Linked DNA regions of Homo sapiens: region 2 is linked to region 1. A link is a loop called in an ENCODE intact Hi-C map of the cell type or tissue named here. Cell type or tissue: GM12878. All regions are shown on one strand. Each heading gives the region's core, and the rest is flanking DNA. Links, peaks and the distances in the headings are about the cores only.

The links. Hi-C counts contacts between places; a loop is a spot of excess contacts. Peaks named below come from ENCODE experiments on the same cell type or tissue, not always from the same donor. Only the 100,000 strongest peaks of a DNase experiment are listed, where the experiment ranks them.
Region 2: it touches region 1 in a loop (4-fold over the local background); 2 of 110 quality-filtered maps call a loop at or near these places.

What each region holds. Positions count from the first base shown.
Region 1 is chr15:60,713,513-60,729,419 of GRCh38, reverse strand. The region is part of intron 1 of RORA (RAR related orphan receptor A); the gene reads left to right. Among named protein-coding and RNA genes, the nearest start is that of RORA-AS2, 40 kb to the right of the region's middle. RefSeq lists enhancers at 8,061-8,170, 8,201-8,290, 8,761-8,810, 8,851-8,900. In GM12878, for the core only: no CTCF peak of the experiment used is centred there; a DNase peak (open chromatin) is centred at 8,379; H3K4me3 peaks cover 1,436 bases; H3K27ac peaks cover 2,240 bases.
Region 2 is chr15:60,890,431-60,906,337 of GRCh38, reverse strand. The region is part of intron 1 of RORA (RAR related orphan receptor A); the gene reads left to right. Among named protein-coding and RNA genes, the nearest start is that of RORA-AS4, 130 kb to the right of the region's middle. RefSeq lists an enhancer at 6,685-6,924. In GM12878, for the core only: no CTCF peak of the experiment used is centred there; DNase peaks (open chromatin) are centred at 3,734, 4,517, 6,827 and 7,397; H3K27ac peaks cover 2,682 bases.

The DNA.
Region 1 (15,907 bases), core at 3,630-11,629:
CCTGACTCTGTTGTCCCCACTTCTCCTAAGGTGGAGTTTCTTTTGGCTAAAGACTCATCTCCAGGACACTCTTTTAAAATATGTATCACTGGAGGTTGGAGTAAGGAAAGTGATCGAAAGACTGAGCATTTCCAGTTAATGTGTTGTCCTCTTTAGTGGCATCCATGAGGCTCTTTGTCAATGAAGTTTTGATGGAGCAGAACAGAGGTGGGAGGAACTCAGAATATGGGGTGGGGTGGGGGGATGTGAGAGGGAACCCAGTGTTGGGGCCTGCCTTCTCAAAGCAAGGGACACCAAAAACGGGGAGGTAAATATCAGCATCAGCTTCGGCCTTTCCTATTGGCTTCCAGCTCCTGTCCTGCTAGTGGTAATTACACCTAGAATAAAACCCCAACAAAGGGAGTTGTAAATATCCCGCCTATGGATATAACAACGTATTAGCTCTGTGTTCAGATGGGATAACTCAAGGGGAGACCTCTACCAGATGCAATTAATAATATCTTACATTTATATTATAATTTTATTATTGTATAAAGTTTTTAAAAATCTGCACCTTTCTTATAGTACTTTTCGCACTCTGACTTACAGTTGAATTATATGTAAATGTGAGTTACCTCCCCTACTACACTTTAAGTTTTTTTTAGGGCAGGATCTGTGCCTGGCTCACCTTTAGGTGTTGAGAAATGAATAGCACTTGGCATATACTTGTTGCATTAATGAATGGAGCAGGGATGTTTCTGCAGATCCTTTTAGTGTGTTTTACTGGTAAATGCATTTTACTTATAATATTTTTTAAATGGGAGACATAATCTTTTCTTCATTTTTAATCCCCTCATTCAACTTTATAAGTGAATTGTGTGTCTCTGTAGGTATTTTGGATGAAACGAATGATGATTTACTTAGTAGGGATATTTTTAAGTGGAAATGAACTAATGTCCTATGTTTTTCTGTGTTAATGAGCTGTAACTTGCTATTCAACTGAATAGGTAACTGAAGAGGAGCAACCTAGTCCCTACACAAGCAGGGTCAATATAATTCCTATCCTGTATTGTCTAGGTCCAAGGGTGAGTTGGGAGGATGGGTATATTGCAGATACTTAATATTGTTGAACGGTAAGAGAATATTTGTCTCTTGGTTATGGATTCTGTTTACAAAGCAAAAAAGTATTTTAGCCTGGGTGACATAATGAGACCTGATTCTAAAAAGGTAAATAAATAAAAAAGCAAAAAGGAAGCATCTTCTTATCTTGTTAAATTCTACATGAAGAATAGTCACCCGGATGGGAAGTAGAAGTAAGGTTTTCAGTTCCAATAACATGCAAGGAAAAATGGAAAAAATCCTTTGGCATTCGTTCTTTTGATACAGAGGAAAAATACTAGGCTCAGTGTTTCACAAACCTTGGTGTCCCAGTCTCCGAGTTAAAGTGGGGATGTAGCCCATTGTGAGCAGGTAGACCTTTCAGATACGTCCACTGTGTATTTGCCAGGAGGAGGTGAAGCCAGGTCCAGGAGTGCATTCAGAGGAGACGAATACCTTCAGAGCGCTGTGAATGTCAGGAGTGAGTGCCCGTGAACCTCTCCTAGAGTTTCACTTGGCAGGCAGGTGCCCCATTGAAACTATCTCCCCAGGGATCTCATGGGATCTGAGATCCTGCTCCTTCTCTTACTAGGTGGGATAAGAGCGATGGCCGGTTCATGTAAGGACAGGGACAGATTCTTTTCACTTTCACGCCATTTTTTTTTAAAGTCCCAAACAACCTGTTCCAGGACCTTCTCCCTTCGTGCACTGGTCCCAGTTGCTTTGCCTCCAGATACCCTGGGACCCCTGAAATCTATAACTGTCTGCATTCTTTCCTTGTTCTGATCTGTGCTTAAAATGTTCTAGTTGACAGTTTAGAGCTTTGGTTCATAAGGGATCAGCTGTCAGCGAGAGGAATGTGAGGCTCTTATTGTGGATGGGATTTGAGCAGAGTCCATCTGAATCCTTGCTTTTGTCTGGAAACGTTAAGAACTATTACAGCAATGTGTGCCCTAGGAGTGTAGGTAAATCTAAGCAGGGGTCTGTTCACTAAGGAAGGTATGTTGGGAATTCAGTGGGTTTTGCAACCGTGGGATATTCCAAGTCATATTAAAGGTTAAAAACGAGCACAGGGAAGCAATTGCAAAGAAGGGGAAGGAGGCACAAGAATGGTTGACTTTTGAGCTATTCTTGCCAAAAAACAAAACAAAACAATAACAACAAAAAATGAAAGCAATGGGTGAGTTCAATGAAGCAGTGGACTTAGCTGAGGGCAGAAATATTTGTCTTTTTGGTTATGAACAGCAGTGTAATCCCTGGGCTTGCTGGGGACAAAAACCAGCAAACCTGTGTGAGCTGCTGTTTGTGAGGTGTTCACAGGAGTTTGCGATCAAAATGATTGTGAATGTGAAAGTTATTACTGCTCAAAAAACACTTTATATCAGGGTTAATTATAAGGAGATTCTGTAGTATAATTAGTGTTCTTTCTATTGAGGATTAAGGGCCTCTCCTAAATGGCCTTTTTGATTGCCTTCTTCCCTTTTTTAATTTCCTCCTTGTCCTTTTTGATTATCTACCCCACGACCCTCAGGGCTCCTCAATGTAATACAATTAAAATAACATTTTTCTGTTAGAGGGTTTTATTTTATGAGCTATTAACCCCCTGCTTGCCTGAAGTCTGGTTTAGTCTCCCCGCATACCCACCCGCCCCTAGACACAGTGGCGCGTCTGCAGCCCCACGGGAGACACATGCAGACGAGGCTGTAGGCGGGGCCTACGCAAAGCAAAGCTGAGGAACTACCTTGGTTTGGTCTTTCAAGAGATGATTGGATGCTGATTTTCCAGCAGCAACGAAAGGGAAATGAGTCCTGCTGGCCCAGCTGGCTTTCACGTAAGCTGGAGCCTGGGTAATACAACCTTGTCCCAATTCTGTTTGTGCCCTGTGCTGTGGCAAACTGCCTTGCACACAGTAGGTGCTCAATACTGGCCTTTACTGACCTGCTTAGGACCATTTGCCTCCTTTGTTTTTGCAATCCCGAGACAACAAAGAACGCAGACATTTCCACTTTCCTTCTCCATTGGTCCTGACCCCATTCATTTCTTAGACTTGCCAGCATGACCTCTTATTAACCTTCATTTCCTTCATTCTGAGCTTAAAGGGGGATTCTGGACAGTGCATGCAGTGAAAAGTGAAGGTGACTCTGAAAGCAATATAGGGGAAAGAGTATCATTTTGGAGTCAGGTAAACCCGGAGTCACACCCCAACCTCATCACCTAATAGCTATATGGCCTTAATTATGGGTAGAAGGGGAGGCAGCATTATGTCAACATCTGAGGGTTATGCAGATGTTAAGTGAAATCAGGTGTGTAAATCATTTAGCCTGGTACCTAGTTGATGTGGTGATTCAAAAAATGTTGTGTGCCCCCCAAACCACCACCACTACCATTCACCCCTTGCCTTTCTTGCCTTTACCTTGTGACCAGAATTTCTACAATTCTGACCAGAATTCTGCCTGAAGACTGCTCTATATGGCCTCCCTTCCACTTCACTCGTATGACTGACCCAGTGGAGGACATTTAATTAGATTTATTTGAGGGACATAGTCTTTGATGAAATTTCATGGCCTTTACTGAAGCACCATGGAACCAGTTCTCAAGTGACTAGATCCCGAAAGGCACAAGTCACAATGATCTCTTGTCAAGAAATTTCCATGGGAGGGGGTACAAAAAAGAACAAAAAGAATAAAACAGTATTTCACAGCACAGCAGGGTGACTAAGGTCAAAATAATTTAATTGTATATTTTAAAAGAACTAAGATTATAATTGGATTGTTTGTAACACAAAGGATACGTGCTTGAGGGGGTGGACACCCCATTTTCCATAATGTGATTATTACTTATTGCATGCCTGTATCAAAGCATCTCATCTACCCCCTAAATATAAACACCTACTATGTACTCATAAAAATTAAAAATTAAAAAAATTTTTCCATGGGCGATAGAAACATGGGTGCCATGAACTAACAAAGCAGGAATTAAATAACAATTGAGCACCATGATGCATATCACTAAGTTACACATGATTAATAAGCAAGTAAATAGTCCAGGTAATAAGAGCGCAGAAAATATAGAGAAAGACCCATGTGAGAGTGGGAAAGAGAGGGGTGCTGGCATTGTGCTAAGCTGAATCGGGGGAAAAGAAGACATTGAAATGCCTAAACTCGTAAGATAATTAAAAGTGTCCATTCCAATTCTGAATGTGGCACTTCTGAATATGGTAAACTAGATTGAAATTAAGTCAATTTTATAATCGCTAATCAGAAAGACCTTTTTCCTTGTAAAATGTGCTTTCTGCTTTGATAAAATCTGAATGCATATGCTTTACCATTCACAGATTAATAGTTGTTTAATTTTAGAAGCGTCACCTAGACAGGTAGAACTCACCAAACATAGGCAGATGAAGCTACAGAGCTATCATGAAGGGCCCAGTGTGAGGAGCGGGGAGGAGGGAGCCAGGACCTGGGAGCACCTCTCTGGGAGGGTGGCCAGAAGATCTCAGGCACAGTATTCACCGGAAAGTGGTGGGACCCTCATTCATTCAGTCAACCCACACCAGCCTTTCTTAAACACCTGCTATGGCTCATGTATGCCTCCAGGTACTCAAAATTAGAAAGTGAGCAAGACCCACTCTTTTCTTAAGGAGCTCGCCCTCCAGAGACACAGTACTCAGATATGGGAGCTCCTATTAAACCGGCCACAGCATCAGAGAAGATGGGGCCAATATTCAAGAAGTTCCCTAAGACTAGGTAGGACACAGCATCGGAGTCCTAAAGTCAAACAATAGGGAAAGCTACTGAGTCCGAGCAGGAAGCAATGGGCTTCTGTCCCATCAGGAGACCTGGAGAGCCCGAACACCTGGATAAAACACAAGGAGCCGCTCCACATTCAAAGTGTATGGGTTCAAATCTTGGTTCTACCACATACTAGCATATTACATAAGCTCTCTGTGCTTCGTTTTCCTTTACTATGATAGGGATAATAATTGTAACAATCTCAAAAGATTATTATAAAGAATAAACAAGAAAATACATGTAAAGTGCTTGGAACAGTACTCAACACATAGGAGCCCTCAATGAAAGTTACCTGTGATAATAAGAATTACCATCCTTGTTATCATTGTTAGTGATCTAGCAGGGTAATTGTATTTATCCTTTAAGAATTTAGACCCCTTTATTTCCCAAGAGGATTTGAGGTGGCTTATAATACCACATAGAGTATCCAAGATAAAAATTCATGAATAAATCCGGGTGGAAAGAAAACAAAGGTAGGAATCATAACATGAAGCCAGAGGTAAAGTCAGTATACAGATTGCACACTATCAGATTTGGTACATTTGCTAAGCCTTAAGGGAATTAACATCTTTACCTCAAGCACTTAGTTTCTCTAAGATAAGGTCAAGGGCTACAGTGTTGACCGTGCCACACAGATCCATCTTGTCTCTGGTGCACTGAAGAAACCTCTACACAACTGCACATACTCCAAACTTTTTCCTTTCTCTCACCCTCCTTGTGGATTGAGAGCTTGCCTTGGTCCTTCTTGTAGCCTCCAAGCCCCAAGAGCAAGATCTTGCATGTAGTAAGCACTCAATAAATACTTCTTGATTTGTTATTTGAATAGATGAATAAATGGATGTGTGGATGGCAGGATGGATGGATGGAGTTGTGTGTACTCCTGGCTAGAGTCCTAACTGTGACTCTGATAAAGTCTCATGAGTTTATTCCATATTTGTTTTAGTGTGAAAACCTCCAGGGAGGATTATTTGCAGATAATCTATTGTTTATTTTATTTAGGGGGATTTGATGTTTCAAATCATTACACTGAGAAAGTACTCAACTAGTTTAACTTAGTTTCTCCTTTGCTTTTTCCCTGCGCCTTATGTGCCCTGAGGGGAATAATTTTCAAAAAAAAAAGTAATTTTCCACAAATTTTCAAAGAACATGGCCATTTTATGTGAGTGGGGGGGGGAATGGTTTTGATAGGATCACATTTGTCAATCTCAACCAGTTTTGAGATGATAAACAGTCTATTTTTCTCTTTCAGCAAACCTTTTTCAACCTATATGCGCATCGAAACTAAGGGTAGCTGCTATTGCTAAAATAAAACTTTATATGTTAAGCCATTTATTTATGTATAATGGTTAGCCTTTTTATAAAATCTAGTTTTGACAATATCTTTCTTGGATAAGGAGTCCCTATGTATCATTTAAATAATACATAAAATTCTTATGTATTTTTATAATTATTGAAAATAAGTGAAGTTCAACTGTCTGCACACCCTTGAAAATCTCAGCAGCCTAAGGACAGATCATCCAGAGAGCTGGGGTTTCTTGCAAGCTAGTTTTTTTCTATCTTTGCAGAGATCTGGTAAGAAGTTAAACTCAAGGGTCAGTGGCAACATGCTCACCTGCAGGATTACTTTGGCTGCCTGACTCACTGCACCCTGACCACTTCTCTGGGAAATAGACTTGGTGTTTGTGAGACGTGGAGAGGGAAGGATGAGAAATGGGAAGGAGGGTCTTCACATCTTGTGTTAGAAATGTTCATCAGAATGACAGGGTCTCCACTGGCCAAGGTTGTGGTCCTCCTTTCCAGTATTTTTCTTGGATGACTACAGGACAAGACTGGCCAGGAATAAGCAGAGTCCAGCCTTGTTTGTGAGATCTGGCACGGAGCACAGATCAGGGCAACAAGAAAGCAAGTCCAGGGAAGTCAGCTGAACCAGAGAAGAGCAGGTGGACATGATGTCCTTAGGTGGGACTCTTGATTGTTCTGAAAGACAGCTTTCTGCTGGTGTCAGCAGCCTGTTGCATGTGGGTGATCCACGTCCCTCAGGGGCTAATCAGAGCCAGAGGAAGGTCAGAGAGCTGCACGTAAGTCCTCTACACAAATAAGGCAGAACAGAAACACTCTGTTTATTTGTACATATGTAAAGATAAAAGTTCTAAGAAATAGTGCAGTGAGTGATGGGGGAAGGGTGCTGCTATTTTAGCTGCACCTTAATTTGTGGGGTTATCTTTGTGATTTTATTTCCTCTTCAGTTTCACTCACTGGAACACAAGCTCAGTTCTTTAATGACATATAGAGAATTTTATGTACTTATGTGAATGATGTACCATATGTTGACAACACATGGAAGTCTTCTTGAAATTCAGAACATAAGAAAATAAATAACAAACTGAAAGGGAAGAGAATGGAGTTAAGGGAGAAAAGGGCAGGAATCAATAATGATAATGTGAACTGATGTTATTTCTTTGATAGGTTTTCAGTAGAAAAGGTATTGGTATAGTTTCAGTAATTGTGATCATTTAGACTCTGGCTGGGCTAAATCTGTGACAAAATGATTTGCTAAGCAAATGAATACAGGCATAGTTTGTTTAAACAATTGATGTGTTTCTAAAGGGTTGGTTGCACGCCGTCTAGGGCGAGTCCTTGAGTAAAATGAGTCACCATCCAGTAAGGAATGGCCCTGAAAGAGACAGACTTGGTCTGAGGAGCAGGCACCTCTTACTAGAGATGACCCTCTGCAGAAATAATCTTTGCTCAAATTGCAAAGTGTTTTACTTTTTGTTTTCATAAAGAAGACTGAGCCCTGATTTTATCTGTTTTAGAAAAGCTCCATATATAAATGTTTCCTATATCTGGTTTGTGCAAAATAGCCTTGTGTATTGAAGGTGTAAATAAGTTTTCCAGCCATTATTTTTTCTTACTAGAAGAGAAACTTGTTTACTAGCAGTTAAGAAATAGCTATTTACCAAGTTCTTTGAGGGTACCCAGGTCTGCCTGCCCCACGGCACTTCATACTGTGAATTCCACATAGCAGTACTCAACAAATCTGGTCTGTATGAGTAAATAAATATATACTTAAATAATGTGCATGAGAAAACATAAATAAGAATATTATTGTAATGGAAGCCCAGCCTTGGTCTCCTCAGGGAGGTGCTTGGCTATTGTGGTTTCAATTTCCTCTTATCTATTTGTGACTTAGAACATACACTAGGCAAATTTATTTGTCTAGCTCTTGAGACCATGTGTAAAATAACAAAACTGTTTTCTGATCACTCTGATTTTTTGTTAATTTGGACTGCTCTCCCCGCCCGGCAATTGGTGCAGCTTAATGAGGTCATTTTTGTGGATCCACCGATCTCTCTGCGAGATGTTTAGTCAAAGAACCCACGGCCTCTGTTTCTCTCTTCTGCCCCTGACTCATTCCATGACCTTTAAAACGAAGGCATCGTTACCCCAGGAAAGGAGGTTGTATTGATTGCACTTGAGAACTGAGGTTTCTGTGTTTCTCTGTTTGTTTGATTGATGGTGGATGATGCAGGGAAAACAGTGTGCGGGGAGACTCTCAGGTGTGGGGGCAGGAAGTAGTAAGTTCGAGAGTACCACAAAGTTCTCCAGGCTGAACCGAGAGCTGGCTGGGGGTTTTGGTTACATTGTGCTTGAAAGCCCTAGGAAGCCCCCAGTCGAAATATGGCAAATTCAAATGCAAGGAAAGCTGAAGAAGTCATACCCACAAACTCTGGGAAATTACAGCCGCCCGTTATTAGTCATTCTTACGGGCAATAGAGAGTGTTGTTTTAAAAAATTCAAATCTGGTGCTATGAACAAAGACCTGTTCTTTCCTGGACCAGATAATCACTGCCAGGATCGATTCGAGAAATTAATAGGAGGCCTTGTCCTGTGCTGCCGGCAACTTTGTTTCTTGTCAAGTGCAGCCCTGCACACAGGTGTCCCTAAGTTCCTGGGGAACCATCAGCACCCAGAATACCACAACACGTCCTTATTTACACACAAATACTGAGTTCCTGAGGCAAGAGGGAAGGGCGTGACCATGAATGGAAGTAGCCACCAATGAGGATGGTTAAATGTACCCTTGATAAAAGGTGACTGGGTTCGTTCCAGTATTTTTATTGGACAGTCTGGGTTTTTCAATGGTTAACTTAGATTATGTTAGCTATCGTCTGCCTCTTTCTGCTCGCATTAAACTTTACAACCCAAATAGGACTCTCGCATGCCGTCTTGCCGTCAGGGCGAGGACTACATCTTGTGGGGTGAATGGAGGCATCAGGCTAGCTCCCGTATCACAGCCCATGTATTCAGGTGTGTTAGGCCTTAAGGGACTCAAGAGACCTTCATGGGTGTGAGATGCTGATCCTATGTCACAGAAGAAGCACCTAGGGCAGGTCATGGCCTAGTGTTTACAGTAACACACAGCAGTATGAGAAACTCGATTTTAGGCTCCTGCTTCCTGTTTAGTGCTTCTTCCGTCTTCAAAATGCCGCCTCTTTCTATTTTATGACAAAGACTGGAAAAGGAACAATAAAGGCTGGGAGGTGGGGCTTTGTAGACTTGAAATACCTCTCTAGCCAGGTGGTATATTTTGCATTGCTGAAAGGCAACACTGCAATGTAGCTACGCCCCGTATATTTAGAGCAAGCTAGCTTCTTCTGAAGCACACAACATGTTTACCTGTGAACCTCCACCCCCATCCCAAAATCAATTTTTCCGGTACCCAAGCACCTCCACCAACCCTTGAAGTAGGAGTCTGCAAGGTGAATTTCCTAACAAGCTGACTTTTCAAAGGTTTTTCAGCTCTCAAAAACATGAAAGCTGTGTTTAAAAATTTAAGGGTCTGATATGTACCAGTTCTGTGGAGCAGCAGCAGGACGTAGCTTTTTGCAGTGCCATGATTCCCCAAACCCCAACTCTTTAAATTAAGATGTTTATGACAGCTGCTTGTGCTTAAAGGAATGCACATAAGATTGGCCATTAATTACTGCTCTCGGGTTTTTGCACCTATTCTCTGCATTTCACGGCAAGAGTCAGTATTGTTGTGTAAACTATTTTTAGTGCTTTTTAAGAAACCCTATATTTTGTGGTTTTGGATTTTTAATCTTTTATTGTGAAAATTTCCAAAAATACTCAAGTTGAGAGAAAGTGCAGTGCTCCAGTGAACCCATCATTCAGCTTCAATGACCATCAACATTTTACCATCGTTGTTTCACTTACCCCTCCTGCTAACACACACACACACATTTTTTTATTTTGCCGAAGTATTTTAATGAAAATCTCAGACATCATGTCATCTCAACACTAAATACTTCACTGTATATATTTTTAAATATGTTTATATAACTATAATGCCATGATCAAACCAAAAGAAAATTAATAATTCTTTAATGTTATATAATATTGAGTCCATATTCAAATTTACAGTTGATTTGATCAAGTAAAGACCCAAACAGTTTTCATCAGGCCTTTTGCATCTTTAACTAGAAATGCCACACACACACACACCCCCCCCACACACACACACAAAGCTGATTGATTATCTTTTTAAAGAGCTCAAGGCCAGTCCTTGAACTCTGACCTCTACACCTCACTTTCAGAACGGCACGGGAGCCTGTACTAACCAGAAACTTTGCCTAGGTAGTAATACAGAGCTCTGTGTCAATTGTGGAAATCCTTCACCTTTTAGAATTATTTTCTTGTGGTAAATATTTGTACAATTCCTTTTGATTTTCATCAGTGAAAGGCACAGGGTCTTGATGTGCCTTTGAGAGATCCTTTTCCACATATTAATGACTTCCTCATCTGCTTCCTGCCAAGTTTTGTACTTTGGGTTAGAAAGAGGTCAAGACATGGATGGTTAGATGAATTCCTTGTTACCCGAGCTTTGTGTATTAATTTCTCACTACTCCACTCTGGCTCTAGTTAGTCTTTTAAAGTCAGTTTGCAACATGGTGACAATTTTGACAGGAAAGTCAAATTTAGCTAACAACCGTTATTCAATCGAATGTGATTAAACCACAGACGGATACCTTTCATTCATTTAGCCAGAAAACCTTCTTATAGAGTGTTTTTTCTATTCAATTTGTAAATCTAACGTTTTTTCATTTACCGGACTCATTTTTAAAAGTGAGGAGTGACCATTTTCTAAGTGAATGTCTTTAACTCTCTGCTGTCACCTTCACTTTGAATTCCCCAACAAGAAAACCACCTTTAGAATGTTGGCAGGTGTGGTGTTTGCTTCTGAATGCAGCATCAGGGATGAGATGGGAAACTTGAGCATTCTAGCACGATCCTTCTACCAGTAACTGATGAACTTAGAAGAATAAAAACTCTGCCCAGTGATGTCCAGACCATCATTTCTTTTGCCTATATGTTGAACTAATTTTATTATGCCAACTGTACCATAGTGACATAACTTTGCTGTTACGAAGGTCCTATCCGTAGAACACCAAATCTTAGAATGAAAATGCAATGTGCCTGTAATCCCAGTGCGAGGCCAAGGTGGGTGGATCACTTGAGGTCGGGAGTTCGAGACTAGCCTGGCCAACATGGTGAAACCCTGTCTCTACTAAAAATACAAAAATTAGCTGGCATGGTGCTGCATGCCTGTAATTCCAGCTACTCAGGAGGCTGAGGCAGGACAATCGCTTGAACCCTGAGGGTGGAGGTTGCAGTGAGCAGAGTTCACATCTTTGCATTCCAGCCTGGGTGACAGAACAAGACAATGTCTCAAAAAAAAAAAAAAAAAAAAAGAGAAAAAGAAAAAAGAAAGAAGAAGATGTGACCTTATTAATCAATTATCCAGAGTTTTTCTACCTAAACTCTAGCTAATCTGGGAGCTGGTTGCATTTGGAGATTTCATCTGTATTTTTTATTTATTGTCTGGCACATAATAGGGGCTCAGTAAAATGTGTTAGTTAATTAATGACAATGCCAAATATACCAATTTAGGAGTGATGACAGAAGACAAAAAAACATGATAAAGGTTTTATAACTTACTGCCAAGAAAGGAAGATTGTACCTTGCCTTCTAACTGCCAGTGCCATAGGACTTTTATTACATGCTATAGGTATTACAAGCTATGCCCTCAAGTCTTTCCTGCTGGGACCATGGATGAAGAACTGACTTGGGGCATGATACTTGAAAAGAAAGAGAAGAGGGTGCTGCTGTTTGTTGAATGGTTGCGTACAAGGCACTGTTCTGGGTGCTGTACATTCTCTCATTTATCTACCATAACAAGCTCAGGGGTGGATTTCCACTTTGGGAAAAATTCTCAGAAACTGAGTTTTCCCTCTGCATACATACCACCACAACAATAATCAACACAGAAGACTTCTGTGACCACATGCGTGGGAGTTTTTCCCACACACCAAGTAACAGACACCATCTGGGTACCCTTCCATTCAATTCTAACACTGTTTACCTGGAGATATTGTCAGATCCCACAGGTTGAAGGCTCAGTTCCCACAACTGCCCCCCATGCTTTCAGACACGAGTTGCAAGTCCAGGCCTCCAGAACGTCTGGCCAACCAGCTTTAAGTTGAGGGTCCCACCACCCTCTCTTTGGGTTCAATTAATTTGCTGAAGTAGTCTAAAGAACTCAGGAAAACATGTTTACCAGTTTATTATAGAGGATATTGCAAAGGATACAGATGAGGAGATGTTTAGGGTTAAGTATGGGGGAAGGGGAACGGAGCTTCCATGCCCTCCCTGGGGCACCATTCTCCAGGAACCTCCACATATTCAGCTCTGAACCCAGCCCTCCTGGGTTTTTATGGAAGCGTCATGATATCAGCATTATCTCTCTTCAGAGTATAGGGTGGGACTCTCTCTGAGGAGGGTCTTAAAACCTACAATCAGAAAGGTGGGGAAAGAGTAGAGTCCTGCTTTGGGGCAGGTGACTGTAGGGCAGGAGAAGATCAGAGACCTGTCCCTGAGGCCTCACACAATCAACATTATAACAAGACTGTAACAAAGGATATGGGAGTTATGAGCCAGGGACTGTGGATGAAAACCAATATATATGATCACACCACAGTATCTTAGCTCCATATTACAGATGTGGCTCAGAGAGAATTACCTGGCCTGTAAGTGGTATTGATGAAATTCAAACCCAAGTTTGCATGCTTTTCTCCCTGGACCAGTGCAACAGGCTGTCTCCTTTAGGTTTGCAACTGCAAGTGCATTCAGAAGAGAAGGAAGAAAGATGATACAAAAGGCGGTATCTCTGAAGGAGGGGAAGATTCACAGGGAATATGGCACCTCACAGAAGTCTACCATCCTAGCCATAAAATTGGCTGTAGCCCACTTCTTGCCCTAGTGAGAGAACAGTGTTAAGTGGGCTTGGTCTAGAATCTTGCTACTCAAAGTTTAGTCCATGGGCTGGAAGTTGTGGCATCACTCGGCAACTATAAGAAGTGTAGAATCTCAGGGCCCACCCCAGACCTACTGAATCAGAATTAGCATATTTAATAAGATCTCCAGGCAATTCGTATGCACATTAAACTTTGAAAAGCACTGGCCTAGAGGCTGGTGGGAAATGATAATTAAAGATGCTGACTGAGTAGTTCTAGTGTAGCGTAAGATCATTTGTGGGTGAAGGCAATTCTCCTACATTAGGTTGAGAGGAAGAATCATAATTTTTTTACATAATTCATTGTAGCAGAATTTCTCCCAACTGTGAATTTTAAGACTGATGACTTGAACTAGAAAATGGATCTTTCCTTCCCCTAACATTTTAGAGGGATTTTTGGCTATTAAATGGTGAGTGTGTTTGTGTACATGCATACAGTTGTGTACATTTACACAAACACAACTGTGTACACAATTAGAAAAAAGCTAGCTCATGACTTTCTTGGAAACTACTGTTGGGCACTGTTTGGAAAGCTAAAGGAACCCCAATTGTGTCATTATATTCCCTTTCTAAAAATAAGATTTTGGTGTTATTTTTCAATGTGCAGAACAATTTGTGCAATTTTTGTGAATGCAAACCTTCAGGAATGAATGAAGTTGTGGTTTTCATAGCTTTGTTTGTCCAGGCTTCTTCTATTCTCCTTAGACAATCTCCAAGGAACGTCTGTCATGAGGCACCACGTGAAGGTCTTTGGAGAAACACCATGAAAGTTGACCACCAGCCTGTCGCTGGGACACTTTGGAAGAAAGCTAACAAAGGAAGAAGATGTTTTACAGCTGACTGTGCCACATCATTGTGTTCAAAAAAGTTTCTCATTATTCAGTGGTTTCGAACTTCCACCACTAAGATTCTTATCCACTTTCATGCCTCTTTGCTTCTCACTATGTCCTTGTATGTTGGATTCCTGCTCCTTGTAGGTCTTCCCATGGAAATGATGACACATTGGGAGGTATGGCCAAGGCCCTGCATCACAGGCTGCTTGAGAATAAATCGGGTGTTTGTGTAGTTATTAAAACTCATCCTCTCTCACAAAAAGAGCTAGAATCAGAAAGTCTTACAAGGCCCAGCACTTTCCAACAGCATAGTCATCCAACCTAGCTATCAGAGTTAGCTTGGTGAGATGAAAAATTCATTTGATGGGAAGCCAAAAGACTTGAATTCCAGCCCCATCTTTACCCCTCACTTGATTTTGGTCATAGTCTCTCAACTCTCAGGGATTGGATGGCTCTTCTGTGAAAAGAGGGCCTCATACAGCCTCTTCTGGCCTTCTAATCTGAGGATGATTACATTATTCAGTCTATAAAATAATTTATAGACCACATTTCAAGTGCAGCAATGTTCTTAGATGGTCACACATCACATCAGTATATTTTCAGATTGAAAAGGCAGAGCCCATTTTGACATCCCAAGATCCCCCTTAAACACAAATTTTCTATGTAAGAAGAAAAATCCTTCTTTAAAAGAGATAATTGACCAGGCACGGTGGCTCACAACTGTAATCCCAGCACTTTGGGAGGCTGAGGCGGGTGGATCACCTGAGGTCAGGAGTTCGAGACCAGCCTGGCCAATATGGTGAAACCCCATCTCTACTAAAAATACAAAAATTAGCTACGTGTGTTGGCAGGTGCCTGTAATCCCAGCTACTAGGGAGGCTGAGGCAGGAGAATCGCTTGAGCCCAGGAGGTTGAGGTTGCAGTGAGCCAAGATTGCACCATTGACTCTAGCCTGGGGGACAGAGCAAGACTCCATCTCAAAAAATAAATAAATAAAAAGAATTGGCCAGATGCGGTGGCTCACGCCTGTAATCCCAGCACTTTGGGAGGCCGAGACCAGTGGATCACCTGGGGTCAGGAGTTGGAGACCAGGCTGGTCAATGTGGCGAAACCCCATCTCTACTAAAAATACAAAAAAGAAATTTGCTGGGCATGGTGGCATGCACCTGTAATCTCAGCTACTTGGGAGGCTGAGGCAGGAGAATTGCTTGAATCCGGGAGGCGGAGGTTGCAGTGAGCTGAGACCACGCCATTGCACTCCATCCTGGGCGACGGAGTGAGACTCTGTCTCGAAAAAAAAAAAAGAGAGAGAGAGAGAGAGATAATGAAGAAGGTGCTAATTCAATTTCTTCTGGATTTCTAGAGGCCCCGGTTTTGCCAAGTGAGAACAGTTCACTCATTTGAAATGACTAGAGAGCTTCACTTTATTACCCTGCAAAGTCTTAGCTTGAAAGGCTAGGGTCAGCAGTCTGCCAGTTGGCAGCTGTTACTCTGCGTTGCAGATCCTGTTGTAATCAGGTGCTTTCCTTAGAAAATTAAAATGATGATAGTAGTTTATATGTATTGAGCCCTTCATAGATGACAGGTTCCAGAACTTGGCACTGTTGTTAACTTCACTTTACTGTCATGGGGACTGTGGCATGGAGACGTTCACTTCCTTACCCAAGTCCTCATGGCTAGGTAGGGTGAATTGGGACTGGAACACAGACAGTCTGAGGATATTACATCACCTCCCTCCTGTGGGAATATTCCTAAGGGCTGAATATGACTTGGTTGAGGAGGAGAGAAAAGTGAGGAGAGTGGAATGTACGGGGGCGTGTATTTTTAAATGTTCTTTTAATTTTGGATCT
Region 2 (15,907 bases), core at 3,255-11,254, 180 kb before region 1:
TCAGCCCCTGGTAGTTAATTTTGTTACATCTAGGGGAAAATTCTGTTGGGGTCTATGAGTAGCTGTGGTGCAATTAGGCAGCAAGAAGGTTTTTGTCGGTACAGTTGCTATTGATTAGTATTTACTTTAAAAAGAGTAAAAGCTATTCCCTCGCGCCAGGGCTGCCTAATCTGTCAGAAGAAGAGGCTACATGTTTCACAGACGCATAGCAGGCTTGTTCATATATTATGAAGCCCCCGAAAAGAGAGTCCAGTATAAAAATCTTCCCAACTGGTTTTAATGATGCTCAAGTAAAAGGGATATACCACAGACAAGATCTCATTAAAAGAGAGAAGTCTTTTTGTAGATTTGCTGATTTATTTATGAAACACCTCTGAAATATTTATAAATGCTTTCCTGATATTTATCTGAAAATACATTTTAGGGCTTCTTTGGTAGAAGAGAGGGGGAGAATAAAGGATGATGAGGGTGGAAGAACAAGGTGAATTCAGCACCATTTCTTTCAGTAGCAAGGAAAGGGATATCCTAGGGTATAGGAACATGTCACTAGGGGGTGCCCCAAGAACCAGGCCGGCTCTAACCTGCTCAGCACAGGTGACCCTACTTGCTTGGATCTCTTAAACAGAAGCAATGGCAATCACAAGTGCTCTGTTTAATTTTCCTGACAGAACCGGGGCAGATACAGACGCTCTTGAGGGCTTTATCACTTCCTTCACTTTTAGAGCTATTTATTAATTGAAATAATAGTTATGCTACCCCTTGCCTCAGACCTACTTTCATCTGTTTAGCAACTGCTTTCTATGAAACACAAAAGAGCTCAGCAATGACACTCGTGTCTTAATTAACCATTGAATACCTTATAGAGCAGCTGTCACAACTCTTGTCACTTGAAAGGAAGCACAGTGGTCCCTGTTTAAAAAGAAAAAAAAATACACAGAAAAAAAAGTTGATCTAATGAGCTGTCTTTGACATTTCTTAAGAATTGCATATTTTATCATCATGCTTTGCACTCATATAACGATGCAAATTAAGGAACCTCTGGCTGCTCTGGAGAAAAAACAGTGAATTTACATTTCTCCCAACTGTTCAGAAGGAGACATTGGTTGCCCAGTGGCTAAGGGAAATGGTCAAGATCAGAGATGATAACAGGGCTAAGACTGCATATCAATTAAAAGAAGAAGAGGGGTTGATGTCAGTTTATGTAACTAAAATATTTCCAAGCCTCCCCAGCCCATGGTATGAATGAGTCTCATTAACATTAAAGACGAGCGCCCCCAGAGCCTCAAGCCCTCACCCGTTTGTTCAGGTAATGCAGTCCTTCATGCAGCTCATCCCAACCTCACATTTTTTGAGTTCCCAAAGAGGTAGACATGTTTTATATGTGTTTTGGAATTAATCTGGGCTTCCACTCACCATTGGATGCTGCCTGCTATTCTGAGCTGTATCAATGTCTTCAACATTGGCCTTGACCACCCCAAACCACACCACCCCTATTTTTCTTTATTGTTTCTTCTCATGGTTATGAGAAGGCCCCAGCCACCAGCCTTCTTCCGTCGTTCATTACCGTGACAGGATAGCAGCCCGTGTTGAAGTGAGGAAAACGTTTTCTGTCTCTGTGCTCATTTAGATGGGTAGTTTGAATAGAGTAGTTTGAGCCCCAAAGTGTCTTAGAATTTGGTGAGAGAGTTGTTTCAGTTCACATGTATAGCTCTTTCTACCTAAGGTGTGCACAGCCCCTGGAAGAGAGGGTAAAATGAGTTCAAACACCAGCCACCATACTGAAGGAGAACATTTCACCCATTTCAGCATCTCCCCATTTACTTGCTGACTTGTGGCTGAGTCTGTTGGCCCTGCCAGATTCTCTCACAGTGACCCTTCTTTTCCATCCCTGTCTCCTGACTTCTGCCTGCAGTCTCCTCTTCAAGCCATCATACTTGTCTATGCATGTTTGAATCTTGATTGTTGCTACAGTTCAAGTTCACCTCCCCAACTAGGAGGCTCCTTAGCCCCCATGCAAATAACCATTGAGGGAAAAGACTCTCTCCTTACTCCAACACCATGTATCTGAAGCTCAGCTCTCTTCCAGCCAGGACGCTCATATCATAAAGAAAAACGTTATTAAGAGAGAAGTCCTTCAGTAAAACCCAGGATATATCTTAAGGAGGATAGATGTTCAAATGGCATAATAATTGGCTTATTTCAAATATATTACGATAGTTATATGTTATTTGAACCACTACAAAGGACACCGATACCTACTAACTGCTCTGCAAATTCCTCAAGGGCAAAACAAATGCTGTTCCTGACACTGAGCACTCAGTATGAATGACAGAGAAATCATAGCAACCTGAGGATTGTTATTATTGATGTTTCATTTTTGTAAAGCAAACAAGATACTTTATACGTCGTATATGAATGCAAAATGTACCCCCACAAACTTATCAAATCAATGAAGCAACAAAGCATTATATAAGAGGTTTGCTGTGGAAGTTTTAACATGTTAGAAGATATTATATTCATTGTTACCCCCATTTAAATCACTATGTGAACTTGTAGAGACCGACCTCCGATTTTGCATAATTTTAAATTCATGGTCCCTGGGAAGGTAATCACCCCTTTAATAACTGTTGTGTTTCTCTTTATTCCAAATAAGGTGTGCACTCATCTGTGAATTTATGTTGGGCTAGCACGGTGTAAAATTGCCACTTTGCATTGCATACTACTTGGAGAAAGGTAGAATATAATAGCTTCACCAGCTGAATTTCAAAATAAAGCAGAGCCTTGAACATTGGTACCCTATCGTGTGCTTTGGGCTACAGAGACTGAGGAGGCCTGATGCAAACTGGACAGAATTAGGACTCTGAGGATGACTGACTCACAGGGGAAAGGATGGTTCCGGAAGACATTTTATATAAAGCTGCTTGCCAAATCGGCCAATAGGGCCCATAAACGCGTCCAACAGTAGAAACAACAGATCCTGCTGGTCTCTGCCAAGGGTACCTCTGGGAAGACAGACAGTGTTACTTGATTTACTCTGAAGCTGCAATGAGAAGAGTCTAGAGCCCAGTTTTGCAGGCTTCATGTGCCATTAGCCTCTCTCCTCACCTACATCATCCCCTCCTCAGGAGTCTACATTGTCTTCTCCTGGAACCTTCCAAAACAACTAATATAAATTTCAAGCCTGTGGTTGGTGCTTGATGAATGCCAGTTGACTTGACCACTGGAGTGCCACCTCTGAGCTAATAGACTCAGCCAGAAAGGTCAAGATAGTGTCCCATATACAGAGAGGAAGACCAGAATTCATCCCCTGAATAAAAAGCTTCGGATTAGCCTACTTTCTCTCCAAAGCACTCTGTTTTTCAACTTTATTTATTGTGTCTGGCAGATATCCTCAATTAGGAGCTAATAAACGTGAGCATTTATAAATCTTCCTTTCAGCGGAGTACGCCCCTAGATTCAGAGCATTCCGTGGGCAGCTGTAGAAGAGGAGAAAAGCGTTCTGCCCAGTGAAGGGCTAGAGTCAGCTCGTGAGAGCTGATTGTGTGCCTCTTTCCCTAACTCTGAATTCAGTGACCTCGTTCAACCACGGTGGGAGTATTTTTAACACAGAAATCAGCAGAGAGTAGAAACCAAGGGTTTTCCTCTCAGAGAGTGATTTTAAAGCATTGACCAGCATTGTCTTCTGCCTCACTGTACCTCACCTTACCACTCTCTTCTTGAAAAAGATCCAAATCATCTTTCAGCTATGTAGACATGACTCTAAAACAACACAAGATAGAGTCTGATTCACAGCAGAGGCAAGCCGTGCTGCTTCTCTAGGCCTGGATTCTAAATGCAGAACAGTGAACCTGCAAGCAGCATTCTTAGGGCTGAGCCATTCTCACGTGTAAATGGAGAGTTCCTTTCTTTTTTCAAACCCATTTTTGCAGGATGGAGGGTCCTGTCTTCATCTCAGATGAATCAGTGGGAAGCTGATCCACAGCCCACAAATCCCTTTTACTAAGAAGGATCACCTGGTAAGCTTTGGGTTACTCTCTGTTTTTTAAAAAAAAAAAATCATAAAATTGAAATAGTTCAACATAGATTTGAATCTAAAGAGCCTTCACTGCAGAGTTTATCTGGTGACCATATGACACTACAAGGACAGCTTTTAAAAAGCCAAATATCAATGGCTGAAGAATGGAATTGAAGTAGAAAATCGAGTTAGAACTGTATTAAAACAAGTCATATTATTCAGCTTTATCTATAATATTGTCTAATTCATATTTCAGTAGTAGCATAGAAAATGAATCTGATTCACTATGGTTAATTAGCCTCCGGGTTCCCAAGGTGTGAGCTGAGGCACCCTGGACATTGCAGTGGCCTCAAAGGGGTGCCAGGAAATATTTTAAATAGTTGAGGAAAATACAGCAATTCTTGACATCTGTCAGGCACCGTGTGAACTACTAGCTCAAGGTAGTTCACAGTTTCACTACTGGAATGCATAACTTTCTTTCAGTGATGTCATACCTTTGAGAAGCTAAGTTCTTGTCAGTTGCTGTATTATAAAACAGGACCATGTGAAAATCAGTGTGGAGCAGGAAACAAGGGTGAGGGCATCCAACCTGATGCCAGAGTTTGAGAAGTTGCGTAGTGCCCAACAGGCTCATGCATCTCACTATTAAGCACTTACGATTATTTAACAGTGAATGGGACTCATTTTTCTTTTAGTTTATGTGTATTCTTTTTTTCAGAAATCAAGTTGTTAGGACATAAATACTTGTTAAGTTATTTGGGTGTAATTTACAAATAAACAGAACTGTTAGATATTTCTTTCAGCTGAGATGGGCTGTAAAAATGGACAGAACCATTAGGAACATCATGAATCGCCGGGCGTGGTGGCTCACACCTGTAATCCCAACACTTTGGGAGGCCGAGGTGGGCAGATCACCTGAGGTCAGGAGTTCGAGACTGGCCTGGCCAGCATGGCGAAACCCCATCTCTACTAAAAGTACAAAAATTAGCTGGGTGTGGTGGCTGGTGTTTTTAATCCCAGCTACTCAGGAGGTTGAGGCAGGAGAATTGCTTGAACCCAGGAGGGAGTGGTTGCAGTGAGCTGAGATCGCACCACTGCACTGCATCCTGGGCGACAAGAGTGAGATTCCATTTCAAAAAAAGAAAAAAAAAATCATGAATCAAGATCATTTAAGACTTTCTCACTTAGTGTAAAAGGTAAATGATCAATGTCCATTACTGAGTAAATGACAAGAAGTATTTATTGTGTGCCTTCTACATATAGGCATAATTTCAATACTAAACACATATGCACACACATGCACACACACCTAAGGAGAGGTGGAAAGGAATAATATTCAGGAAGTAGTATGTGTCAGGGGCAGATACTTTACATGTAACCTTATTATATCTATGCAAAAACCTAGGAGGAAGGCCATATGGTCCTATTTTTTTTTATTTTTTATTTTTTTTGAGATGGAGTCTTCCTCTGTCACCCAAGCTGGAGTGCAGTGGCACGATCTCAGCTCACTGCAACCTCTGCCTCCCTAGTTCAAGCAATTCTCCTGCCTCAGCCTCCCGAGTAGCTGGGACTACAGGCGCACACCACCACTCCCAGCTAATTTTTGTATTTTTAGTAGAGACGGGGTTTCACCGTGTTGGCCAGGATGGTCTCGATTTCTTGACCTCATGATGCACCCGCCTCGGCCTCCCAGAGTGCTGGGATTACAGGGGTGAGCCACTGCACCCAGCCCATATGGTCCTCATTTTATAGATTATAAGGCAGTTTTGGAAATAAGATATATGCCCCAAACACACATGAGTAGTAAGTGAAGAGTCCCGTATTGGACCCAGCTCTATCTGACTCTGAGGCATATTCAGCCTCATGCTACCAGTTGTACTAGACTGTTATGACAGCAGTATTAAAATAGCAATCCACATTTTTCAACATCAATGTAGAAGATACCATTTAAGGAAGTCTGTGTAACTTGTGTGCTGTAACTTGTGTGCTGTTGGGCTACTGTTTATGTTTTCCTGTGCTGATCATTTTGTGTGCGTACCGAAATCTGTATGTGAGCATACATTTTAATTCTTCCCTTTTCTCCTAATGATGTGACTAAATCATTTCCTTTTGAAACATCCCATCTGGCAGACAATAAATGACCTTTCCCATCTTGGACTTTGTAGTTTGTACTTAACCAAGTCAAAAAGCGCCAAATGATGCCAGTTGTATTATGGTTGTGAGGATGTGTGATAGTGAAGCTTAACCCACAGCAATTAAAGCAACTCAGAAAAGGAGCTGTCTATTCAGACTAATGAGGAAAGGCTATCTTGTTCTTTTTAGGAACAACTAAAATAATTCTGCAGAAAATTTGCTTTACTGGCCTTTGCATAAGGAAAAACAGGCTCTGGAATAGAAGCTAGCATGACCCTGCTTCTCCCACTCTGCTATATTGGCTGTATTAGGGAAGGCCTTAACAGCATCTCAACAAAGAGTTTGACTTTGTGGTCTGACATTTGTATAATGGATATTCTGTACACACATTCCCTGGAATTTGTTGATTTAGAGATTACTCAAACTCCATCCTGATAAAGCTCTATTTAATCTGGGTTTACTTAGTCGTTGGTTTAGTTTGAAGTGCGGGGAGTTGTTTTGGAAAGTAGGTTGCTACTTGTGGTGAAAAGGCTTTTTGCTGACGTCCTTACCTGGTGGAATGGTAAGAGGTGGTTTCAGTAGATGGCCAAGCATTGGATCAGATATCTGTCAACCTAACTTGAAGAGAAAGCCATGAAAGAAGTGTGGCTAAAAACTGCTGGGTTATGCTTGCTCAGGAAACTCCCTGTCTGGGTCACTTACCTTTTATTACTAACTTTTCACTCAGTCACTATACTGGATTTCCCCTTTTTCCTCTCAGAAAATTAGTAAGCATGTCATTTCCTATCCACATCTATGCATTTCAATCAGATAAGAGCTGTGAAGGTACCACGTCCATGTTGGACCATATACTAAACATTGGCTTATTGCATGATGTGCTTTTGACATGCCCAGGTAGCTGAATGCAGAGTTCCATGCTCTTCATATTGAGGGTGTTTGAAACTGGTATATGCAGTTACTTCTATGAGATCTTCCCTGGGAGATACTACAGAAGGATGAAAGAAGATGAAGTTGGAAAATGACATGTGTAAAACATGATTACCTATTGGCTGCCCTGTCAAGGATAAGACGTGGTTTCTGTTGCATTGCGAACAACCCCTAGTGGTCTGCAGATGAGCTGCTGCTCTTTGCCTCCATAAGTAGGGTGTTTGGACCACCCCTTACTCAAATGCTAGTTTACAGTGGCATGAATGCATTAACTTGCTGGGTGCTTTCTGGAAGCTCAAGGGAATATCTACCATGGTCTCATCTATTAGTAAGCCTGAGAACATGCATTCATTGACCCCAAACCCATCCCCTGTGCCCTCATATCCGCTTCCTGAAAACTGTATGCTAGATAGAACCTTTTCATAGTCATTTTGAATAGATATTCTTAGAGCACTTCACCATCCAGCCTATGTGATGTTTCTCAAAAACCAAAAAAGCCAGAATGCATTGCCTTGTTTTCTGAAGAGTTCTGCCTTTCCTGCCTCCATTTCTCTCTTTTTTTTTAAGAGTTAGAGTATCACTCTGTCACCCAGGCTGATGCAGTGGCATGATCATAGCTCACTGCAGCCTCAAACTCCTGGGCTCAAGTGATCTTCCCGCCTCAGCCTCCAGGGTAGCTGGGACTATAGGTGTGTACCACCAGTCCTGACTAATTTAAATTTATTTATTTATTTATTTATTTATTTATTTATTTATTTATTTTTAGAGACAATGTCTCACTGTGTTGCCTAGGCTATTCTCAAAGCGATCTTCCTGCCTTAGCCTTCTGAGTTTCTGGGATTGCATTTGTGAGCCACCGGGGCCAGCTCCCCTGCCACCATTTCAACCCTGAGAAAATTATACAGAAAGATTTACCAGTTTATTTACTTCTCTTCCTACAACCTAGAACAAAGCCTGTGCCTCCAGTAAAGAGAAGGCCTCCAAAGCCTAAAGACCATCCTGACCCTGCCCCACACATTCTTTGGAGTCATCAGAACTCAGTTTGAATCTTATTCCTGTCATTTACTGATATGCAGTTGAGCCAAGCTGAGCCTCTGCTTCTTTGGCCTGTAAAGTGGAGAAAAGTATTCTTCATTGTGCTCTCATCTCATCTATTGCATGAGGCAGTACACCTAAAATCCCTAGCACATAGTAGATTCTAAACAATTACAGCTTCCTTTCCTAATCTTACAGTTTTTTGACTACTTAAGATCCCATGTTCATCATTTTTGTTACTCCTGGATAGACTTAGAAGGAGGTAAAGGTGGAGGGAAATATCAAGTCTTTTTCTAATCCAATATGGGCTCTATCTTTACTTTTCACAGGGGTCATCCTCTATTTATTATGGGTACAATTTTTCTTTGTCCTATTCCATCACTTTGGTGCTTAACAGGAAGCTCAAAATAGACTGATCATGGCTGAGACTTAGCTCCTTCGCTGTGTAAATTTTCACACTGCACATGTTCCAGGTTCATCCTCTTTCATTTAAGTTTCATCTTTTTGAGGGAAGTGCAATTTCATCAGAATACCTACATAAATACAATTCACATGTCATAGGGAAATCCAAAGGCTTCAATTTGGGGGCTCAAAAAGATGTCTTTAGCTGCAGGGCATCTATCCAGTGGATGTGGAATACAGAAACATGGGTTCATCCCTGAGCAAGGGTAAATCAGACATGGAAACTTTTATCCTCACCCCCAGAATAGGGAGTCCTGGTCTCTGGAACCATTACTGAGGTCATTGGTTCATGCTTTTCTTTACATATTTACCTCGTATTTACACCCCTCTTCCTCTACAGGAGAAGGATTTGAGGCAACTGTTTAACTTATTCTGGAGTGAAATGGAGATTAATGTGATACCTCCTGATTACTCATTAACCCCACAGGCAAAGATCTCTATATGTCATTTTTGAGATAATGAGTGAAAGGCCCTGATATGTAATAAGTTAGGGCAGAACTGGAGTGAAATTTGTAAAACTGTGGGTAGACCTGGTGATCCACAGATGAGTGAAGTGGCAGAAGATGGCCCTCCTAGCCCCTTCTAGGGCTTTCTCTCTTTTCTATGGCTCTTGCCTCCACTCTGCAGTCCTGTTTTCCAAGTGACTGGAACTCTCCTTGGTCCCACTACCGCCCATTAAACAACATCGAAAACGTCTCCCACCCCACCCCAGACCCCAGGACCCACTCCTGAAGCTGCCTTCTCCAGGATGTGCCCTGGTTTCTCCTCTGTCTTCTCAACCTTGGGTAGATATTCTGTCCTGACCATCTCTCCCTGAGCAGCCACCTCATGAGAAAGGAAATTTTCTTATTGAGTACTACCCAAGTGTCAGGCCCCACTTAGATAAAGTGATAGAGCTGAGCCTCTTAGAGGTTAAGTGACTTGCCCAACTTCATGGTGCTAGGAAATGACAGCTCTTGAATTTCCACTCAGGCCTGTGTCATTCCAACCCTAAATTCCCTTGGCTATGCAGCCAAAAAAAAAAAAAAAAAAAGCTAAATTCTCCAGAGTCTTGCTAATTAAACAGGCTTAATGGGTTGCCTCTCAGAATAATTTAATATTAAAAGGGTATTTCTGGACTTGAAAGTGTCTTAAGGATTTTGCAGTGGTGAAATTTTGGGTATAAGGTAGATTGGGAAGGGAAATATTTTGGGGTTGGGATTTCTGATTACTCACTCATGTCACACATGCTAAGGAATGGCCTAGTATAGTAATGCCTAAAACCAGGCCTGTAACTAAGACTTCCTGTGTGGGTATCAGGAGAAATATTTATGTCTGACAAATGGATGTTTTTAAAGGGTCTAATGGAGGAAATGGAAAGTTTAGAAATGCAGTCTATAACCAAGGGGGGTAAAATCAATGCTTATTCGCATATGGACTGTTGTGCAAGTGTGTTAGCTTTCCATTGATTGGTACCAACGATGTCTAAGATGCGTTAGCTTTGAGTACTGATAAGATAAAAAAGGCTTGGGCAGACAAAGAAGAGTGTGACCATCTGGGAAGCAGACAGGAAAATGGCCTTGCCAGGTCACCCTCTCATGAGGATCAAACTCCAGAGTGTCTCTAAGTGCTTACAGGATGAGTGGGTCTTCTCTGAACACTCACTTAATGAACAGAGACAGACCTCTGTAATCCAGTGTCATAGACTCCAGAGACTGCCCAGAAATACAGCATGGGCCCCCACGATGATTATAAGAGAATGAATAAGATGACCCTTTACTGATGGAATTAAAATGTGTGCCCCTAGAAGGCTGCCATTGAAAAGGTTTGGGATTAGCAGTGTTTGCTTTTTTCTAATTAAAAAACTGAATCACCTACGCATTTTTAAGGATGAACTTTAAGCTCTTGCCTCACAAAATGAACAAATTGAGCAGTGAAGCCTTAAGAAAATGAGACCAAAAGTGGAACAAGGTAAAAAGTCAAAGTAAGAGCCCTAGCTTATACTAATTGTTAGGAGGGAAATTGCTGAGGCTGTACTTGACCATGTGCGTTGTATGGGCAAGCCTCTGAAACATGCACTCCATGCCTGTAAAGAGTTATTTCCAGCCACTGACTTTGCCATGAATGACAGAGTTTATTTTATTTTATTTTTTAAATAAAAAGCCTCAGCCTAAGGAAATACTTTGCTCCCACAAGATGCCGAGCTATTGAAAGAGCCATTCTGAGAGGGGGGTGGAGGCAGGAGAAGTATATTTTCTAAGATTTTCCGATACTAAAACCCATTTACGACTGTTGAGAAAAATCTCTCTGACGGAGGATTTAGCTCTCACTAATCCTTAAGTGACTTGTTTTGACAGAGCCTTTATAGGAGATTTTCTCAGTAACTTTGGTTTGCTCTAAAGGAGCAATTACTGATTTGTCCTCCAGCTCCTTCTTTTTCTAATTTTTTTTCTTTTTTAATATATGCCAGTTAATGAACTTCATGTATGTTCCAAAATAGCAAGTGAATCCGATCAGAACTGTTTACTGTAAAAATTCAGGAACCTTTGGATTGTCTTGGATCTTCCGTTCGCTTTCTTGCCTCCGGGTATCAAGGACCTGGATTTCATTTCGTGTGTCATGTGGCCTTCTCAGCAGATTCTTTGACTTGAGCTTGTGGAAATCGAGCCCTACTTTCTATTTACACTGTACTTTCTCTACATAAAGACATTTTCAACTGCTTGAGGAATGAGCATGGGGACCCCAGGTTTTTAAGCCTTCTGGTGTTTGCTTTTGCTCAGACAGGCATTATCTTTTTAGAGGTGACTGTAGCAGCTGGAGGACACTGCTTACCTCCCTGTTTAAGGCACTGCTTGATGCTGTGACAACGAGCCCTGGTGTCTGTGCGATTTCATTTCCCGCCTTGCCTGCTGTGCCTGTGCAGGGATGTTTAAGTTGCACCTCACATTCTTGCTTCTATATTTTAATGAAGTCCTAACACCAGGGGAGGCCTGAAAGTGTCTTTTCAGCCCAGAGGTTCCCAAAGCATGGTTCCCCAGGCCAGCAGCATCAGCTCCTGGGAACGGGCTAGAAATGCATATTCTCAGGCCTTGCCCCAGACCTGCAGAATCCGAAAGTCTAGGGAGGGAGCCCAGCAATCTGTTTTCACAAACTCTCCAGGTGATTCTGATGCACACTAGCGTTTGAGCGGCAGTTTTCTGATCCCCTTGCTCATCCTCCAGGAAGACTGCAAAGGAACCATCCTCCAAAATAACCACCACCTACTCCCTCAAAAATCCTCAGTTTGTGACTCCACGCCCAATTTTGCTTTGTGACTTCGGAAGCCTCATCTGCAGTTAGATTTCTGGTCCTAATTTATGACTGTGTTCACTAATTTTTTTTCTTAATGTCAGAAAACCGTGCCAGTTACAGGATTGTCGTTAGGGTGTGGCGGGAGAGATTGATGACTTTTCACGAAAGTGTACAAAACTCTGGACAAGCATTAACATATTGCATTTTAAATTATTCTTGATACTTTTTTGAAAGCCGCCTGCTTTAATCCTCTTGTCAGGGAGCTGCCGTGTTAAAAAATGATCGCTGAAGCGGCTTTGCCAGCTTCACATGAAAAGTGAAGCGGTGAGGGCTCTTCACAGGAAGAACTCTGGCTGCGGGCCGCGTGGCTGGTGGAGGGAGTCTTTGGAGAGAGTGGGCAGCCATGACATGGCTTCTGAGGAGAGGAGCATCATGGGAAGTGTCTGGGGGTGGCCATGGGGTCTTCCCGCAGGCACTTTAGCGATCAAAATGGCTGCTCGGCCGAGGTGGCAGCTGCTGTGGGCTGTGAAGAAGATGAAGGGGCCCAGACGGGGGACTTGAGAGGTCTGGGTTTGGGTCCTCCTTTTCTCATCGCCAAGTTACATAACCTTGGGCAGGTCCATTAGCATGTCTGACTTTTAGTTTCCTCATTTATAAAATAGAGGAGGTTATGCCAGGTGACCTCTAAAGATCCTTTCAGCTTTAAAATTTATGATTCTGGGATTTCTTCTCCCATCTGACTTCCTGCACTGCCCTTTCCCTTGTACACAGGAGCAGCTGAATTTATTGATCCCCTAGAGGCTTTGTCACCCACTTCTTCCTTCCTTCAGCCCCCGCTTCCCTTAGGAGCCTCTTTCTTAGAGGGCTTATCCAAAATTTAAAATTTTTTAAAAACGCACACACACACCCAGACAAACGGATACAAGGGAATCCACTTGGAAATTCAACTGCATATCGGCTGCTTTGATTTCTTGTGGAGGGGTAAGGTGGGCACCTAAAGAAAATAGAAAGTCAGGGGCGGTGCCAGGAGGAGTTTCGCAGGGGCGCGGAGTGGGGGTTTGGTTGTCCAGAAACCCTTCAGAGAAACTCCAAGTGAAAATGTTTAATACCCTCTTCCCTCAGAAAACCAGGGCTCCCAGCCTAATCCCATTCCCTCTTGCCTTGTCCTCTGAAGAAACTGAGCTGCTAAAAACACAGCAGAGGTGAGACAAAGGACATGGCTGCTAATTGCTGTCGAGCATCCTGGGATAGGGGGTTTGGGGAATGTCCTATCATCAGCTCGCATTTGCTTCCAGTTCTGGGAATTCTCACGTCTTTGGTTAAAGCTGTGTCCTTGGGTAACCTGGTGAAGCAGGTCATTTGATGTTGAAGCACATAACAGGAGACACCCTGGTGATTCTCTTCAGCCTGCTTTGCTGGACTGAAGTTTAAAGGTTAGATGACCCTTTGCAAGCTGAGGCTATGCTGGGAGAATTCATCTGGAATCCCAAACTCTCACAGAAGCAGAGGGCAATGGGAGAGGGGGTGGGCAGGCAAATGTTATGTGTTTCTCACCATTTAATCGCTCACGTAAGTGCATTATAGAATCCGATACAATGTTCCAGCTAAATTTATGTGACGTTGATGGTAATGCGACAACTTCTTGTCAGGCTGGGAGCATGCCAACTTTCCTTCCCTTTTACCTTGTAACCTCCTGAAACTGGAACTCACTGGAAAATTTCTTTCACAGTAAGATAGGGAAAGAGTTTATCTAATGAAACCATTCTAAGTATATTTCTTTGTCAGGAAAGTTTCAGCCTCTAGAGTGAAAGGAGTGAAGGATGAAGTTGGAAAATGTGGCTTCAACTTCCTCTACTTTTCCTCCCTGACACAGAGGTGTAGGCATCCATTTTGATTGTATATTCGTGATACCAGGAGAGTCAGCTCGAAGTCTTCATTTTAACCTGGGTAATAGACACTGGTGGTACCAACAGTGCTCACTTAAAAAAAGCATAAAGGCGGGGACTTTTGGAGGATTGGGCAGGAGAAAACATTATAAGGCACGGGTTCAGGTGAGTGGGTGTCCAAGCAAAATTGCAAAAGCTTCAAGTTTTTCTTCACTGGCTCCTTCACTATATAATTACCCTCCTCCCCTGGAAAAAAGTTAAAAATATGTTAAGAGTTTCAATATTCCTGATTTAGAATCTTTGGGAATCTTATTTAAATGGAGTACTTGCTTAGGAATCCCAAGACCTGGAATTCCCATCTGAGTGTGCTGTTACCCAGCCTTGTAACACTGGGCAAGACATTTCCCATCTTTCAGCCTCAGGTTCCTCATCTGCCTAATGAAGATGTTGGCCTCATCAGGAATGGCTAAACTTCAACCCACACCCTTAAATGGCAGGCATCCGTAACTGACTGCAGCAGTCTTTCCAATGGATTCTGGATGAGGCCTCGGAATCATTCTCAACACAGCGCCTGCCCCAAACAGCCATAATTCTTTTAGAGCTTTTTTCAAAGATGAAACTTCTTTGTCATCTTCCTCTGGAGGAAGCTTGGAAATTGGCAGGATATCATCAGAGCTTGTAGGAGTGGTACTAAACCCACCCTGAAGGTTTGGGAAGCCACGAAGGCATCCAGGAGGTGGTGACCATAAAGCTAAATCTTGGAAAATGAGATACATTTTTAGGAGAAGGGAGAAAGGATTTTCTTAGCACAAAGAACAGAAAAACCAAAGGCAAGAAGCTAGAAAACAGCATGCAGAGTAGGCTGCATTTATAATTTGGTGGAGTAAAGGAGTCACGTGCAGAATAGCAGGAAATGAGGCTGGAAAGACAGGCAGAGGCCAGAGCAGAGTGGGCACTGGAGGACAGGCTTTGGAGGTGCAGTTCACTGACTGTCCTAGTCCTTCATGCTCCTGCCTTGCCACCTACTTACTGGCTGATGGTTTCTGAGTCTCCGCCTCTTGCTGCCCGTTTGACTTTTCTACTGTTCCTGGCTCTGACTTTCTCTGGAGCTAATATTGTTCCTCTCATGTCTGTTGTCTGTGTGATGTACCAGGTGCTGAGCCTTGACCTGAGGGTCTCCCTGGATGCTTCTCTGTTCCTGCATATTCAGAGCAGCTGCCCATCAGTTTTTCTACTTTGTATGTACATCTGACTCTTCACTGTCCTTTCACCCTCTCCCACTGCACACATGCACACACACAATGTGCACACACACGTGCACATACATACACCCACATATCAGATCTGAAGTTTACATCAAGGGTGCTTTGGAAATATTACATAATGATAGCTTCCTTCAGATAAAGTTTGGGCCAGTTACAAAAAGAAAAATGGGCTCATTTGCAGGATCATATTGGCTCACACATGGTAGAGGGTCCTTTTGAGGCTCTAATGGGCAGGCAGCTGATTCTAACAGCAGAATTCTGGGTCCTTGATCTTCCCGAGACATCTCCCCCCTGTTTTGAACATTAGCTGTGGTGTGGGTCCTTCCCACGGAGAACTGTGAATCCTATTCAACCGCCTCCTTGTGATTTGGACATGAACAGGGAGCTTTCTCTGTCTACTTAATTCCCTTTGAAAGCTTTCTCGTCCCACTATTGGGCACTTCAGAGAGAGCACTGCATTAATATCTTCTGCTCTGGTTTCAACTTGGTATGGTTTTGTGATCTTAAAATAGATGGAATTACCACGGCAAGCATTGTTCTGCCTTGAACTTAAAGTCTCAAGAGCAAGTACTTCTAAAAAAGTTAATCCTTTCTTATTTGCAAGGATTCTGGCCTGTAGTTTACAAAGAAATATGCTAAATTATTTATAATCCAGGATTACTGCAATGCCAAAGATTTCCTTGCATAACATCCCAGCATCACTAAAATGGCTCAAAAAGAACAGCCCTCGGCCACACCTTATCACCACTGCTCTCTCTGGTCCCTGTGAAGGGGCCCCGAGCAGGGCGATGGTGGCTGATGCCCTGACCACAGGAACACATGTTCTCCTCTGCAGCGTCATCCTCCATGGCTTATGTGCTCACAATTCTGCTGCTGGGGCCTCCAGGGCAAGAGAAAAGCGGAGATGGTGTGGA